Regions from separate parts of the Homo sapiens genome. Here region 2 is linked to region 1. A link is an interaction called in ENCODE POLR2A ChIA-PET data of the cell type or tissue named here. Cell type or tissue: A673. All regions are shown on one strand.

The links. Peaks named below come from ENCODE experiments on the same cell type or tissue, not always from the same donor. Only the 100,000 strongest peaks of a DNase experiment are listed, where the experiment ranks them.
Region 2: POLR2A ChIA-PET joins it to region 1 with 5 read pairs; 2 of 35 experiments call an interaction of 5 or more read pairs at or near these places.

Annotation. Positions count from the first base shown.
Region 1 is chr22:48,579,730-48,583,729 of GRCh38, forward strand. All of the region lies in intron 1 of TAFA5 (TAFA chemokine like family member 5), which reads left to right. The region is part of intron 1 of LOC124900480 (a long non-coding RNA gene); the gene reads left to right. Among named protein-coding and RNA genes, the nearest start is that of TAFA5, 92 kb to the left of the region's middle. In A673, no CTCF peak of the experiment used is centred here; DNase peaks (open chromatin) are centred at 912 and 2,202; H3K4me3 peaks cover 2,150 bases; H3K27ac peaks cover 2,555 bases.
Region 2 is chr22:48,870,722-48,874,721 of GRCh38, forward strand. The region is part of intron 1 of LINC01310 (long intergenic non-protein coding RNA 1310); the gene reads left to right. Among named protein-coding and RNA genes, the nearest start is that of LINC01310, 6.0 kb to the left of the region's middle. RefSeq lists an enhancer at 1,262-1,762. In A673, a CTCF peak has its summit at 112; DNase peaks (open chromatin) are centred at 610, 1,760, 2,080, 2,440 and 2 weaker places; H3K4me3 peaks cover 328 bases; H3K27ac peaks cover 3,922 bases.

The DNA.
Region 1 (4,000 bases):
GTGTGGAAGCTTAATGTAAACAGAAGGATAGGAAAATACTTCAAAGAGGAAGGAATGCGGCAAGCCTGGGCCACCCAGGCAGGCCACAGCGGCAGAGAGGTTTCTGGGCTTTGGCACCCAAAGGGACATGAGAAAGCCGGGAAATCATTCGGCCCGATCCTTTCTGAATGGGAGGGAGAACCCAGTGCCTCTTTCCTTTAAATGTGGGTTTGAGGTTCAACTCTATCTCGGTAAATCCTTTTGGTGGCAGGGGAGTGCATTCGACGGCTTGAACGTGCTGTGCAAAAGCCTCTTTTGCAGGTTAATATTGAGAACTTTGCGTCCAGCGGCCGCGGCACGGTGTACCCGGGCCTCGATTCCAGAAGCGCTTTCAGAACCGCTGTGGCGTGCCTGTCTTTGAGCAGCTGCTCGGAGGGCAGACTGTTGATTGAGTCAACGGATTCAACTTCCATTGATTTAGTTAGCTGGCTCTTTCGGAAATGAGGCGTCCTCCTGCAAACCCATGTGGCCCGTAACAAGGGGCATGCTCAGCTCCGTGAAGGCAATTGATGGTGTATGAATGGTTATGGCTCCGCGCAGTCATCATTAATTGATGCTGTCTTTACAAGATTAGCAGCCAATGCAGAGTGTTCGTCTATCTGTTAGATGGATCAGTTTATTTTTTAAGAAATGGATAGAGAACTTCTTAGGAGACACAGCACAGTTCCCGGCCCTAAGACTCCATCAAAAATATTTGCTGAATGCGTACAGCCATTCTGTCCCAGAGGCATAGAGCTAGGGCTGTGGATGGTCCATGATGGGTTGGGTGAGGGCTTGGTAGATGCCCTTGAGGTTTCCCAGAGCAGCAAGGCTGTTCTTGGTGAGGGCTCGAGGCTGCACCGGGCTCCATTCTGAGTGTCTAACGGTGGAGGAGGAACTCACTGCACGCGGTGTGTGTGGAAGGAGGAGGGAGTTCGGCAGCTCTGTGTTCTCAATGCTTACGGCCAGCTGTGCCTGCACCCCTGCACCCAGTCTTGGCATGGGGCTGCCCCGGCCGCCAGGCTCCGAGCTTGGAGCTGGCTGCTCATTTCTCCCTGAGTCTCAGACTGCGTGTGGAGGGGTGCTGGGCTTTGTCTAGGGGCCCCAGGGGCTTCCCTAGCCCACTTCCTGGGTGCATTGTTTTTATGGCCCTGATGAGGTGTGCAGGCAGACAGAGCGCAGGGGCATCGCAGTGCCAGCCCCACATGGCAGGTGTCCCTCAGCCTGCCTCTCCCTGACCCTCCAGCAGACGCTGTTTGCAAGGCCAGGTAGGTGTGAATGGCTGCTGGGAGGGGTGGAAATGAAAAGGCGTTAAAAATAACCAACTCTTTTATCATCATTTACTATCATTTCTTGTGTGACACAGAATCTAAATAAAACCCACACTCACCGTAATGGGATTCTCATCTGCTGTGTCTCTGACAACTGTAAAAGTTAGAATATAAAAGGACTGGAAATGGAGGTGACTTCCAGACACAAGGTGGCTCATCACAGCCTTGCTGGGCACAGGAGTCCCAGCCTCCCAGGCCTCCCTGCAAGGGCCGAGCCAGTCCCTGCCGAGGGCCAGGCTGGCAGTGGACGGACGGGGCCAGCTGGGGGTCCCTCCCACTGCACACTCGGGAGGATTGGATTGCGGCTGATCTTGCCGCCGGCATCTGTGGAAACTCATCAGTCTCCCATGTTGCTGCCGTGCTGAGCACAGTGCGAGAAAGCCGTGCGGAGAATGGTTTTATTCCCCACTCGGTGGTCTGGAGGTGGGTGGTTTTTGCCCGTCTCTGGGCGCGCGGAGCTGTAGGAGAGGGGCCACTGGCGAGGCCGTGTCCGTGCTCAGTAGAGTGCTGGCTGCAGACACAGCCCAAGAGCCCCTGGGCCTGGAGAAGGCCGGGTTCGGGGGCAACCTTCTTGGAAGGGTTCACTGCTGACATGTTCATGTGTGTGCATATGTGTGTGTGTACACGTGCCTGCTTATGCATAACTAAATGCTCATAGGTGTTCATATCATTGTGTGTGATCTTCTTAAACATAAACTACAGGATCATGCATTATAAACCTCATTTAAAATACAGCCCCTTCGTTAGGGAGCAGCGCACGCAGGCAGTGGTGTTCCTGTGTTCCTGGAGAGGGGAGGGAGGCATCCTCACCTTATTTACGCAGAGACACATAGTTTTGTGGCTGCACTGCGATCTGAGCAGACAGAAAACATGGAGCGAAGCACGCAGCTGTGGGTCTGCGTGGAACATGGGACTGTTCGCTCACACACGCACCCAGTGAGTGGACAGGGCTCCTTTGAGACCAACCATGGGACCCGGTAGCCTTTGTACTGTGGGAGCCCTGACCTGCCTGTCGGGGCAGGCGGCCCTTTCCTCGTTCTCCTTTTACCTGGGCTCTGTGTGTGAGCCCACCTCTCCCAGAGACACGCACTGCGGTGCCCCCCAACAGAGACACACCACACACTACACGATGCACACACCCACACCACACAAAAAACACAACGCATACCATACACCCCACATACTGCACACACTACACACCATATGCTGCACACCACATACACACCCCACACGCAAAATACACCACATACCACACACAAAATACACCACACACAAAATACACCACGTACCACACACAAAATACACCACATACCACACACAAAATACACCACACACAAAATACACCACATACCACACACAAAATACACCACATACCACACACAAAATACACCACACACAAAATACACCACACACCACACACAAAATACACTACACACAAAATACACCACACACAAAATACACCACATACCACACACAAAATACACCACACACAAAATACGCCACATACCACACACAAAATACACCACACGCCACACACAAAATACACCACACACCACACACAAAATATACCACACACACCACACACAAAATACACCACACACGAAATACACCACACACCACACACAAAATACACCACACACTACACTCAAAATACACCACACACAAAATACAGTACACACCACACACAAAATACACCACACACACCACACACAAAATACACCACACATGAAATACACCACACACCACACACAATAAACCACACACAAAATACACCACACACACCACACGCAAAATACACCACACACACTGCACACAAAGTACACCACACACAAAATACACCACACACGCCACACACGAAATACACCACATGCCACACACACACCACACACCACACACAAAATACACCACACACAAAATAAACCACACACAAAATACACCACACACCACATGCAAAATACACCACACACACCGCACACAAAGTACACCACACACAAAATACACCACACACCCCACACACAAAATACACCACACGCCACACACACATCACACGCCACACACACACCACACACCACACACAAAATATACCACACACCACACACACAGTGCACTCCAAACACAAAATATACACATACCACACACCACATACAAAATACACCACACACCGCACACACACCACACACTATACACACACCACACACCACACACAAAATACACCACACACCACACACACACCACACACTATACACAAAATACGCACACCAGTGCACACCAAACACAAAATATACACATACCACACACCACATACAAAATACACCACACACCACACACAAAATACGCCACACACACACCACACACACAGTACCCACCGCACACAAAATATACACATACCACACACCACATACAAAATACACCACACACCACACAGTGCAACCAAACACAAAATATACACATACCACACACCACATACAAAATACACCACACACACCACACATCACGCACACACACCACACACCAAATATACACACACCACACCCCACACACGAAATACACCATACACAAACCACACACAAAATACACCACACACCACACACATGCCTCACATCACACACAAAATATACACACGCCACATCCCACACACACCACACACAAAA
Region 2 (4,000 bases), 290 kb after region 1:
CAGGGGCTGGGACTCTAGGCTGAGGCACCTGAGGCAGGCCCTGAAGGTCGGCTCCTCCTCGCCTGAGCAGCTGGAGCCACCAAGCGGCACATTTTCCTTCAGGGGAAATTTGCCAATGTGTTTTGAATGACCGTCCAAAATGTGCGCCCAGAAGCCAGTTGACATAATGAAAACGCTCTTTTGTTGGAAGTCATTTTTCCATGCAGGTATGCATATAAAATCGAATGTGTACTTGAGATGGAAAAACAGATGGTTTAACTGTCTCTAATATTGTAGAGGGGTCACCTATTACCATCATTTCAGCCAAAATTTCCATCATAATGGCGTGCCCCCGGAATCAGGGGGCCGTGGCACCTCCACATCGCCCGTGTGTCTGCATGATCTTCCTCCAGCAGCAGCGGGAGCACACACCCTGTGCCGGGGGCTTCCTGCTGGTGTGGATTAAACGGCTCTCAAGGGTCCATGCACTGGTGTTGTTTTGTCAAGATGTGGCTTTTATTTTTAAAGATGCAGTCTCACCCTGGGTTCTTAGTGTGAGGGGGCGAGCTGGTGCCCTCCCGGGGCCGAGCCAGTCTGCAGCCCCCAGCTGTCTCTCTAGGGACCTGAGATCCATCTGGGGGTGTCCTATTCTGAGCAGCGTGCGAGCTTCTCCCTGGCAGCACATCCTCTGGCTCTGCAGCTGGGAGCAGGGCTCCAGGGAAGCACGAGGTGCTCAGAAGGGAGGGCCAGGTTGAACACTGGAGTCTGAGGAGTGATGGAGGTGGTGAACTGATGCCCGCCCCGCTGTTCATTTTCTTATTTGGCACACATTTACCAAAACTCTAAGAGGTGGCCATCCCCCTGCCTCCCCATCTGGGCATCCACCCCAACACCCCAGGAAGCAGCTCTGGTCTGGTTCCCCGCTGGGTCTCTACACACCCCCAGCCAGCCTCCCCACTGCGAGTCCTGTCCCTCTTGGGCTCCTGTGAGGCCGAGTCCTCCTGTCCCCCACCCACCACCCTGCTGCCCCTCCCAGCTTCCTCCCTGGATGCTACTGGGAAGGCCAGAGTTCACCCTCCTCTGCCTCTCTGGCCCTACGTGGCTTCCTCACCCCTGTATGTGCACATGCACCTGCTCCCTGGGGGCCTCAGGCTCTTCCTGGTCTGAAGAGCCCTGGAGGTCCCCACAGCAGAAACATAACACACAACAAAGGCTCCAAAGCCACAGCTTCAGCCTCTATAGAGCTCAGGACCTGATAAAGTCCAGGAGGCTAGGCTGGTCCGGCCCCTCCCCTGGCTCCGAGAAGCAGCCGCGGGGCTTCTGTGGTCTCGTCCCTGGCTTTGCCCAGGTCCACCTTGTTCGTCTCACTGAGGAACATGGCTGTTCTTGTAGGGCACTGGGGAAATTAACATGAGCCTCCAGGCATCTGAGACAGTGTGTGCCACCACGGCCATGGGGCACAAGTCAGGCCCCTGTCCCTCCTGCCTCCCCATGACAGGGACACCTGGAGCTCAGTCCCAGGTGCTCTGAGATCTGGAACCTAATGCTCCACCCCCATCACTTCCTCCCTCCTGCCTTCCATGGCAGGGATACCCAGAGCTCAGTCCTGGGTGCTCTGAGATCTGGAACCTGATGCTCCATCCCCATCCCCCCCATCGCTTCCTCCTCCAGCAACGCAGGGTAAACATTCCCTGAGCCCCTTCACTGATGGAGCCCTAGAGACCCTCCCCGCAAAGGGCTCACATCCAGAGCAGGGCAAAAGCCAGGTTCATCCAGCGGGGAGGAAGGGGGAAGGGAAACACCAGGTGGGCAGTAGACAGAGCAGCCTCCAGCCCAGCGGGTTTAGCATGTGCTTCCTACCCAAATATACACGTGATAATTTACTTATTTCTTGTTTGTCTTGCTTGTCTTCTGCTAGAATATTAGCTCAATGAAGGTAGGGATTTCCTTCCTTCCTTCCTTCCTTCCTTCCTTCCTTCCTTCCTTCCTTCCTTCCTTCCTTCCTTCCTTCTATTACATTCCAAGCATCTTGTACAGTGCCTGGCATATGATGTGTTTTCAAGACTTAAGCAAATGAATGAATCGACACACGTGTTGGTCAGTTGCCAAAGGCTTCTTCTCTCTCCGCTGAATCAGGCATCCCACTATCAGTGCGCAGGACCTGCTTCCAAATGTGTGCCTTTTCCGTGAGATTTCCAGACTCATGCTCAGGAACCTCTGGGTGTCCTGCAAAGTGAGGCTGCTACAGCAGGGGCTGACGGCCGGGACACCTTCCCTGGGGCGGCTGCTGGCCATCCTGTCTGATGGGCCAGATGTCTCCACCTGCTTGGATTCAGAAATCCCCCCGACTCCAAAACGAACCTTTAAGTGTGGCGCAACTTTCGGAATGAGCAAGCGTCAAACCCAGCAGCTGCCTCTTCTTGGGGACCACGGCCCGGTGGCTGAGGAGCTGCAAGTGCTGTCCCTGAGACTCTGTCATGCCTGAGGCTGCCCTTGCTCCCACGGACTGCATGGGAATTATCATCGCTGCCACATGTCACAGAAATTTTTCTGTGAAATGCAAATCGCATTAATTTCCCCATTCCCTAATCCAGAACATTGAATTTTATGCTAATAATGCCAGCAGAATCTCATATGAAAACCAGAGAGGAATCACTGGGTCCTTCCCTTCCCCAGGGACTGTCTCAGCTTTGGAAATGTCACATGCACAAAGAGAGGGGCTGTTCCCCAAACAGGCCATTATCACAGCTACATAGTGAAGGGAGTGCTTTTCCTTTTAAAATCATTGTATTGAGACATGATATCAATACAATAAATGCAATTCTTTTCAGTACAGTGTAATGAGTATTGACTATTTTATACCTATGCAACCATCAACCTCCAATTTGTTCTTTTTCAAAATTATTCTCATTATTCTAGATCCTTTGCGTTGTCCTATAAATGTTAGAATCACTTACATATTTCTATTTAGAAAAAAAAATCCTGCTGGGATTTGTATTGGGATGGCATTGATTGTATAAGTCTTGTCGGGCAGAATTGTTGTGCTAAAAATATTGTTTCTTCTACTTCACGAATTTCCTCTATCATTCCATTTATTTAGGGCTTTCGTTTCATATTTTTCTTAGTAGTATTTTATGATTCTAAGTATACAGATCTTACACTATTTCAAAAAATTATCCCTAAGTATTTCATGCTTTTTTCATGCTACTGTAAATATTGATAATTAAATTTCCCATTGGTTCATTGTTAGTATTTAGAAATACAGTTACCTTTGTGGTCTTGCTGAGATCATTCAGATTCCGTAGGATATTCTGCTCATGTCACCTTCACATAAAAATGTTATTCCTTCTTCAATCTGCATTTTCAGGTTTGTTTCTGTCAGTGAATAATGAATATTGTCAGATGCCTGTGTCGAATTTATTGACTTTCTTCTATATTCTGTTAATATAGGGTGTTACATTGATCAATTTTCTAAATCCACCTGACATTCCTGGGAATGAATATACACACGTGCACACACAGATATACACAGACATGTATATATATATATATATATATATATATATATATATATATATATATGTATAGGCATGTGTCTATGTCTTTGTATACATATGTATCTAGATTCAATTTGCTAATAATTTATAAACATTGGCATCTATATTCATGATATTTTTAAAAGTTAACGTTGTGTGATTTTCCCCTCATCATAATCGTGGTGATGCTGGACACATAGAATAAGATGGAAGGTTTTTCTTTTCTGTTTTCTGGAAGAGCTCACTTGGGACTGGTGCTGTTTCTTCCTTAGTGTTTGACAGAATCCATCACTGAATGCATCCAGGTCTGGAGTTTTCTTTGAGGAGAGACTATAAATTATGCATTTAATGACTATTCAGATTTGGTACTCCTTTCTTCAATATTGATAATTTGTGCCTTTCAAGGATGATTTTCATTTTGTCTATGTTGTCCAATTTATTGCATAAATTTACTCATGTTTCTTTTCATCCTTTGAATTTATACT